Linked DNA regions of Homo sapiens: region 1 is linked to region 2. Evidence: read pairs that join two places in POLR2A ChIA-PET (ENCODE). Cell type or tissue: endothelial cell of umbilical vein. All regions are shown on one strand. Links, peaks and the distances in the headings refer to the core of each region. The heading gives the core; the rest is flanking DNA. Region 1 overlaps SCNN1B (sodium channel epithelial 1 subunit beta). Region 2 overlaps HS3ST2 (heparan sulfate-glucosamine 3-sulfotransferase 2).

Evidence for each region. Peaks named below come from ENCODE experiments on the same cell type or tissue, not always from the same donor. Only the 100,000 strongest peaks of a DNase experiment are listed, where the experiment ranks them.
Region 1: POLR2A ChIA-PET joins it to region 2 with 5 read pairs; 2 of 35 experiments call an interaction of 5 or more read pairs at or near these places.

Annotation. Positions count from the first base shown.
Region 1 is chr16:23,380,516-23,384,865 of GRCh38, reverse strand. SCNN1B (sodium channel epithelial 1 subunit beta) reads right to left here. Exons shown (of 13, transcript NM_000336.3): 13 at 3,572-4,350. The coding sequence ends at 4,065. Among named protein-coding and RNA genes, the nearest start is that of COG7, 70 kb to the left of the region's middle. RefSeq lists an enhancer at 4,307-4,350. In endothelial cell of umbilical vein, for the core only: no CTCF peak of the experiment used is centred there; no DNase peak of the experiment used is centred there.
Region 2 is chr16:22,896,930-22,901,319 of GRCh38, reverse strand. The region is part of intron 1 of HS3ST2 (heparan sulfate-glucosamine 3-sulfotransferase 2); the gene reads right to left. Among named protein-coding and RNA genes, the nearest start is that of HS3ST2, 85 kb to the right of the region's middle. In endothelial cell of umbilical vein, for the core only: a CTCF peak has its summit at 2,327 (motif pointing left); a DNase peak (open chromatin) is centred at 2,209.

The sequences.
Region 1 (4,350 bases), core at 351-4,350, 480 kb before region 2:
ATCTGAAAACTGGGAGTCAAAATGGTACCTAACTCACAGGGTTATTTGAAGAGCCGCTGAAATACAGTGGTGGTGGCCACATGTACACAATGTTAATTTCTTTCTTTTTTTTTTTTTTTTTTTGGAGACAGAGTCTCGCTCTGTGTCCCAGGCTGGAGTGTAGTGGTGTGATCTCGGCTCACTGCAACCTCTGCCTCCTGGGTTCAAGCAATTCTCCTGCTTCAGCCTCCCAAGTAGCTGGGATTACAGGCATGCGCCACCATGTCTGGCTAATTTTTGTATTTTAGTAGAGATGGGGTTTCACCATGTTGGCCAGACTGATCTCGAACTCCTGACCTCAAGTGATTCGCCCACCTCGGCCTCTGAAAGTGCTGGGATTACAGGCATGAGCCACCGTGCCCAGCCCACAATGTTAATTTCATAGTCTTCTGGCATCTGTAACCCTCCTTTCCTTTTGGGGTAGAGTTGGGAATTACAGAATGCTGTTTTTGGGCAATTTGGGCTCTGCAGGCCTAAGTTTCCAGCCGTGAAAAAGGGATCTCAGAGTAGGAGCGGGACAGCATTTCTCTTCGCTAGATCCAGAGGGCAGGGGAATGAATGACTTGGAGCCTGCTTTTAGCAATGAGGCCATTGCACCACAGCCTGGCCCTCATGGCCCCTTGAGAGCAGGGATGGCAAGCTGATGCTCACCCTCAGCCTGGTCCTGACCTCACAATCTACAGGCAGCTCCAAAATGTCTCTGAACAGGACCTCTTACAGGTGTCTGTAAAGGGCCGCCCTCCATAGATTCACTCAGGGCCGGCCAGGCAGCATCTTCATCCATTCCCTGTTGCCATGACCTGTTCAGGATGATCGTGGGCCCTGGGTGGGTCCAAACAAGCCTCATTCTTGGGGCTATTGCTGGGAAAATGTTCAGGAAGAGCTTTCTTCCCCCTGGGATTGCTGTGCTGAGGGGACAGGGCTGCAATTGCAGGTGTAAAGAGATATTCAGAAAGAACAGCACGTGGAGGAAACCTTTCTAAGAAGGACAGCAACACAGAATCACCAGATAGGGCCAGGCGTGGTGGCTCACACGTGTAATCTCAGCACTTTGGGAGGCCGAGGCTGGTGGATCGCTTGAGCCAAGAGTTCAAGACCAGCCTGGGCTACATGGGAAGACACCCTCTCTCCAAAAAATACAAAAATTAGCTGGACGTGGTGGTGCATGCCTGTAGTCCCAGCTACTGAGGGAGGCTGAGGTGGGAGGATTGCTTGAGCCCAGGAGGTCCAGACTGCAGTGAGCCGTGATTGTGCCACTGCACCGCAGCCTGGGCAACAGAGTGAGACCCTGTCTCAAAACAAGAAAAAAAGAAACCTTAGGCCGGGCATGGTGGCTCACGCCTGTAATCCTAGCACTTTGGGAGGCCGAGGTGGGTGGATCACCTGGGGTCAGGAGTTCGAGACCAGCCTGGCCAACATAGTGACATCCCATCTCTATCAAAATATAAAAATTAGCCAGATGTGGTGGTGGGCGGCTGTAATCTCAGCTACTTGGGAAGCTGAGGCAGGAGAATCGCTTGAACCCAGGACGGGGAGGTTGCAGTGAGCCGAGATAGCGCCATTGCATGCCAGCCTGGGCAATGAGCAAAACTCCATCTCAAAAAAAAAGAAAAAAGAAACCCCAGACCTAGGCGAGCCCCTGCATACAGCCATGCCTGAAACCCTTTTACTACAAGAGCTAATGAATTCCCTTTGTAGCTTAAGCCTGTTCAAATTGACATGTAACTGAAGAGCTGTCACGCGGGCTAGATAATAATGCCCCATAGCTTCAAATAAGATAATAAATATGAAAGCTCTGGGCTCCCGTAAGGGACTGGTATTGTTATGACCATTGGCACCCAGAGGGTGAGGCTGGGGTCTCAGCTTTGTCACTTAAAAACCTCGAGTACCTTACTTCACCTCTTAAGCCTCAGTGTTCTTACCTGTGCAATGGGATGCTATTATACTATTTCTCAGTGGTTATGAGAATGAAATAAAATTTAAAAAGTTACTGGCATAGTGCCTGGCATATGATAAGTACTTGATCCAATGTAGTCCTTGTTTAATAACAACAAATGGTAACAGTGATTGTGGCCACAACTACTACTGCTAGTAATAAAAGCGGTAATCACAGTAGTAAGTAATCACAGCGGTAATCACACAGTAAGTAGTAAGGGTGGTAACCACCAAGAGTTGTGGGCCCAGCCTGCGAGCTAGCCAGGCCCCAAGCTGGGAAACCCGGTTTCCTACTCAGCCCTCCCTACTCAGCCCCTAGCAACGTTGCCTTTGACTGAAGTGGCACCGACTCTGTGGCACCTCCTTCTTCCACAGGTGCCATCCTGAGCACTTGATGGGAGGCCAGCTTGTTTACCTTCCAGACCAAGGGACACAGGTGACCTAGGCCAGGAAGGCTGGGCCCTCAGAGGCTCAGGCTCTAAGCCAGCCTCTCCTTCATCACCAGGGGCCCGGTAGGTGACAGCAGGGTGCTGCAGTGCTGTGTGTGCACCTGCCAGACCGTACTCTGGTGACAGCTCCCTGATCTCTCTTTGGGTACCTTAAGCTTTTGGGGGACGGTATTTAGCAATTAAAAATACAGAATGAAAAAAATTAAAATTAAATTTTAATTAAAAAAAATTAGCCAGGCATGGTAGTGCACACCTGTAATTCCAGCTGCTTGGGAGGCTGAAGTGGGAGGATGGCTTGAGCCCAGGAGTTTGAGGCTACGGTGAGCTATGATCATGCCATTGCACTCCCACCTGGGCAACACAGTGACACCCCATCTCTATAAAAATATATATGTATAAAATGCTCAAAAAAAACAACAAATGATTTATTTGTATGTGTCTCTAGTATTGCATGGATGTACATATACTAAAAAAATCAGTTTTTCGGCTGGGGTCGGTGACTCATGCCTGTAATCCCACCACTTTGAGAGGCTGAGGCAGGTGGATCGCCTGAGGCCAGGAGCTTGAGACCAGCCCGGCCAACATGGTGAAACCCCGTCTCTATTAAAAATATGAAAATTAGCTGGGCGTGGTGGCATGCACCTGTAATTCCAGCTACTCGCGAGGCCAAGGCATGAGAATCACTTGAACCCAGGAGGCAGAGGTTACAGTGAGCCAAGATCGTGCCACTGCACTCCAGCCTGGGCAATGACAGTGAGACTCCATCTCAAAAAAAAAAAAAATCAGTTTGTCTATCTGAAATTCAAATTCAACCAAGCAGCCTGATTGTTATCTGGCAACCGTGGGTACTGTGCCCCCACCGCCCTTGGACCATGTGATTCTCCTGGGGGCCAAACTGGCTTCAGGTCTGGGCAGATGAATTCAGGTGTGACCAGTCAGAGCAGCTTATCTAACTGGCCACACTGACTGGGTCAGAGATGGGTACACAACCCAGGCAGGGATCAGTGAGTGTCAGCCTGGGAGCTGGCAGTGGAAGGAGGGGCTTGAGAGCCTTTCCCTTAAACCAGTTTGGGTCTCAAGCCACTATGGATGCCCTTCCGCCATCAGGGCACCTCGGCTGCCCAGTCAAACAAACAACACAGCTGGACTCAGTATTTTCTACTTTTATTTTCTAGAGTAAATCAGGTGCCACTTGGCAGGGTCCCTACACCTGATGCCCTTCCATCTCTCCACCACCCCTGCCCCAGAGGCCAGCCAAGGCCAGGAAGGAGAAAACCACATGGCCCACCCGCCTGTTCCTCTCTGGGGTGGATGGAGACTGGCACTGGGAGGGAAGTGGCCTGCCACCAGGAGAGGGTGTTCCGAGGGGTCTTCAGGACCAGGATCAGGACAGGTAGGGACGAGGGTAGGAACCAGGTGAAGATACAATTTATTCCTGCATCCTGTACCAGCACCGTGATTCTACAGAGCCCTTGGCCAGTAACGGACCAGTTGCCGCTGGCCTCTCTGTTGAAGGACACAAGCTCTGGCCTGGAGAGCTACCCTCCCGACCCTTTGGAGAGGGCACCATACAGTGAGGCCTCGGGCAACAGTCTTGGCTGCTCAGTGAGTTTCAGCCGCCCGGGGTGGGCAGGGGCAGGGTTAGATGGCATCACCCTCACTGTCAGACTCGATGACGTCCAGCGGCTGCAGACGCAGGGAGTCATAGTTGGGGGGCGGGGTGCCTGGGATGGGCAGGGCCTGCTCACTGGGGTAGGGCCCAGTGTTGGGGCTGCGGGGGGCCGTGTCAGGCTGGAAGCCAAAGTTGGTGTGGGCCTCCACCAGCTCGGCCACGGTGGGCGGTGGGCCAGCGTAGCTGGCTTGGGCTCGCCGCTGCCGTAGGCTCTTGGCCAAGGCCACCAGCTTGATGATGGTGATCCACACAAAG
Region 2 (4,390 bases), core at 311-4,310:
GGCAATACTGGTACAAAGGACATAGCCAGTGAATATTTATTGCATTAATCAGAATCGGCTAATTGATGTTGGGTGAAAAATTGCGGATGACTTGAATTCAGAAAGCCTGGATTGGAGTCCCAGCTTTTCCTTTTCCTGGCCATGTGACTTTCGTGTTAGTTTCTTCACCTGCAATGTGTGGATCATGGTAATGCCAACTTCACTTGGCTGTTGTGAGGTCAAAGCTGCGAGAGTCCCGTATAAAGTGTAATGCACCGTGACCATCTATTAGCAGGTTCCTCTTTCTCTACTTGATTTCCCCCTTTAGTTCAAGCCTTTTTCATTTTCAAAAAAACCAGCTATCTATCCCTTCACCTGCTCCTGCGACAGTCCTGTATATCTCCTTTTCTTCCCAGCCAGAGTTCTTGGAATAAAGCTGCATGGCTTCATTTCCTCACCTCACATTCATCCTCCTCTTGCTCCATCTCCTCCCACCCCATCGTCTTCTGAAGCGGTACTCTCCGAACACAACCCTAAATGCCAACTCCATCTCGAATCTTGGTCATGTTTCACTTTTCTGTGGCCTCTGAAGCACTTGCCCACTCCCTGCTTGTTGAAACTTGTTTTTCTTCCTTTGGGAACACATTCTTTCTTCCTCCCCGCCCCTGCCCCCCACTGACCATTCTTTCTCCATACACACTTCAGTTATTTCTCCTCAACTTACCACTTCTCATGTCTCAGTTAATGGCCCCACCATTCACCAGTTGTCCAAGCAACACCCATGTCTAATCTATAACCAAATTCAATTGGTGACCTCTCACTCACTCCCTTCTGACGTCTGTCCCAGCCAGCTCAGGACCCACCACAGCTCTCTTCACTCATGATCAGAACTGTGGGGAGCAGCCCAGTGCCTGTCTCTAGCTAGGCTCTACTTTCTAGCTTCCAGCCTGAGTCAGCTTGCTCTCGTGAGATGTTCCCCAGTGACATTAGCATCCAGGAAACAAAATGGCACATGGGGACAGTGATGGTACCAAGTGGAGGCCAAAGGGATCTTTATCCCCCTCTAGTCTCCATTAGTCAATCAGAGTGAATGCATGCCACGAAACAGCATGCATGGCAACTCCCAGACAAGCTTTCTATCCTTCCTCTGATGGGGCCACTCCTACCCCTTCCCCCATATAGAAATTTTGGAGCCACCACCTCCAGAGAGAATGACAGATCATCCCTGAGTACCTGCAGGAGACCCTCAAAAAGGGCCAGGGACCTGTGCAAGAAGCTTCCTGAGGCAACACTGGGTGCCAGGAGCACCTGAGTGCCCTCTCTCTATACTCAGCAGGGCAGAGCACTGCTGGAGAACACCTGAAATCAAAGGCTGGTTCCACTCCAGATATCTGATTGCCAACACAAAGGGGGCTGATATGGTTTGGCTGTGTCCCCACCCAAATATCAAATTGTAGCTCCCGTAATTCCTATGTGTCATGGGAGGGACCTGGTGGGAGGTAATTAAATCATGAGGGTGGGTTTTTCCCATGCTGTTCTCATGGTAGTGAATAAGTCTCATGAGACATGATGGTTTTATAAAGGGGAATTCCCCTGCACATGCTCTCTCTCTTGCCTGTTGCCATGTAAGACGTGTTTTTGCTCTTCCTTCACCTTTCGCCATGATTCTGAGGCCTCCTCAGCCACGCTGAACTGTGAGTCTATTAAACCTCTTTCCTTTACAGATTACCCAGTCTTGGGTATGTCTTTATTAGTAGCATGAGAACAGACTAATTCAGGGGCCTTTAGCACACAGCACAATTCCACCATGTGTCTCTGGACAACTGGCTTTCTAGCTCTGCATGACTATTTCAGACCGTTCCCTTTCTCTGCAAATGACCAAACCCTGCCCTTTCTTGCCACTCTTAGTAGGTGACCTTGCATCCCATTCCACAGAGAATATAGAAACCATTAGAATGTAGTGCTCTCAATATCCTGCTACTAAGCACATAACGTTTTCTATTCTGCCCAGCACTAGGCTGAGTATGGAGCCGGTCAACCCAGCCGTTTCCTGACGCCAGCTTCCCTGCTCTGAAACCTCCTCCACCTCCCAGTTTCCTGCCTGAATTGTCCACGGAGTCCCCACCCTCCACCATCTGCACCCTCATCCTTTCCCACCAGATCTGAATGTTTCCCAGGCAAACTCCTCAGCCAACAACTGCATGAGTCAGTGAGTTTATTTTGTTTGTTAACACCAAGCTTTACAACTTCACACTTCAGTCTCCCGGGGGTATTAATGGTTTTGCAGGGATGAGTTCCGCAAGCCTGCCCCACTTCTTGCAGCATAGCAGCGCCCCCTAGTGGGTAGTTGGAGGTGATCCAATTGCAGTGGTTGGAGCCAACACCTGTTGCCTCCTTGGAGGAAATTAACCAATGATAGGAATGCTTTCCATCTGACTCCCGAATGTTGTTGTCGTACCAGGATACATTAAGCTCCATGATTGCAAGGGGTGAGCAGGAGTTGGTTTTCTCATCATAGAGGGAGCAAGGGCCATGCACTGGGAAGTCAGCTGCCTACATATAATTCATGTCTCAGATGTGCCTAAAACCACATGGGTAGTTGTTGGGTCACTAATACTCCTGCAGGTTCAAAGCCTGCCTAAACTATACACATGTGAGTTCTTTTCTAGGCTTTGGTATAGAATGGTCCAGCTCTGCATGTCAGTTCTGGAAGGCATTTGCAAAACCCAGCAAGATGAACTAGCAGACACTCTTGAATCCCCCAGTCCTTTCCCTTTCTGTCTCTAGGGCTGTGCTGTTCTTTCTGCCTGGATCACTTTACCCTGGCTCTTCCTGTGGCTCAATCCTTCTCATGCTCAGGTCTCAGTTAGAATATCACCACTTTCAAATGTCAGTCTCTGAAGTGGCTTATTTCCTCATCACTCTAAGCACCATCTGTAATTATCTTGCCTCTCTGTTTATCTATTGCCTTTCCCCTCAGGTTAGACTGTGGACCCCATCAGGAAGGCACAGTGTCACTCTCTGAAGTGGTTTATTTGGCTTATTTCCTCATCATTCTAAGCACAACCTGTAATTATCTTGCATATCTGTTTATTGCCTTCCCCCTAGTTAGTCTGTGAACCCCATCAGGAAGGCACAGTGTCTTGCTTGCTGGCTGTGGTATCTTCAGTCCTTGTCACTGTGCCATGCCATCATAGGCAGGCAAAAGAGAATGAATCATACCCACCAAATATTGTGCTTGTTAAATGAATAAGATGGGAAGGAATCAAAGCCTAAATCAAGAAGACGTGAGCTCCTGGAGGAAATGCAGTAGCCCGAGATCTTTAGAAAGAATTTCCCAAAGTGTGTTTACTTATCGTCTTTGTGGCTCACAAGTGATTCACGGATGAAATTTACATTTTTTACAGTTACATTTTTACATGCCTTGTGGTAGGCATAGCTATATGAGCTTTTACATGTATTATCTCATATAAATACCACAGAATATCATCAAGGAGCTATTACTATTAACTTTATAGCCTTATTTTAACCTTATTATAATTTGAGGGAATTAGGCAGAGAAGTAACCCGCCCAAAGACCCAAGGTACTGAATAGCGAAGCTAAGATACAAATTCAAGTGTTTTGACTCTAGTACCTGTCCCCGTAAACTCCAGGCTACGAGTCTCATTAAAGTTAGGCAAGGCAAAGATGCTTATTTTAATGTATTTTAGAAAATTGGAACCAGGTCATCACTTTTACTTAACCAACTTCATCGTTTAGGATGAAGCTTAAACACATAGTGAAGGTAGAAAATGTAAATTGATCTAAACACAAATATTAAGAAAATAATAGTCTAAGTCCTTGAATATGGTAAAAAGTTGGTCCTTCAATTACTAAAGTTTGGGAGCCTCTGACTCAAAACAATATTGGTGCAGCCAAAGGGAATCCAAACCAGAGTAATATGGGCATGTACTTACTCAGCAAATATTTGCTGAGCACCCACTCTTCACCAGCCATCTTGCTAAGTGCTGAAGTCACGGCTATAAATAACATAGATGTAGTACTTGCTGCCCTCATGGGGCCTCTGGTTTGGTGGAGGAGATAATGGGCAAAATAAAAAAAAATAATTACAACTTGTGATAAAGGAAAAGAAAGAGAATAAGTGTAATGAGGAAATTAAGTGATCAGAGAAAACCTGGGGGACATTTGAGCAGAAGGACAAGAGTTGAGCATAGGCTTAGGCAAAAAGACAAGGCTAGCGTGGTGGCACACGCCTGTAATCCCAGAACTTTGGGAGGGCTAGGTGACTGGATTGCTTGAGCTCAGGAGTTTGAGACCAGCCTGGGCAACATGGTGAAACCGTGTCCCTACAAAAAAATACAAAAATTAGCCAGGCATGGTGGTATATACCTGTAGTCTCAGCTACTTGAT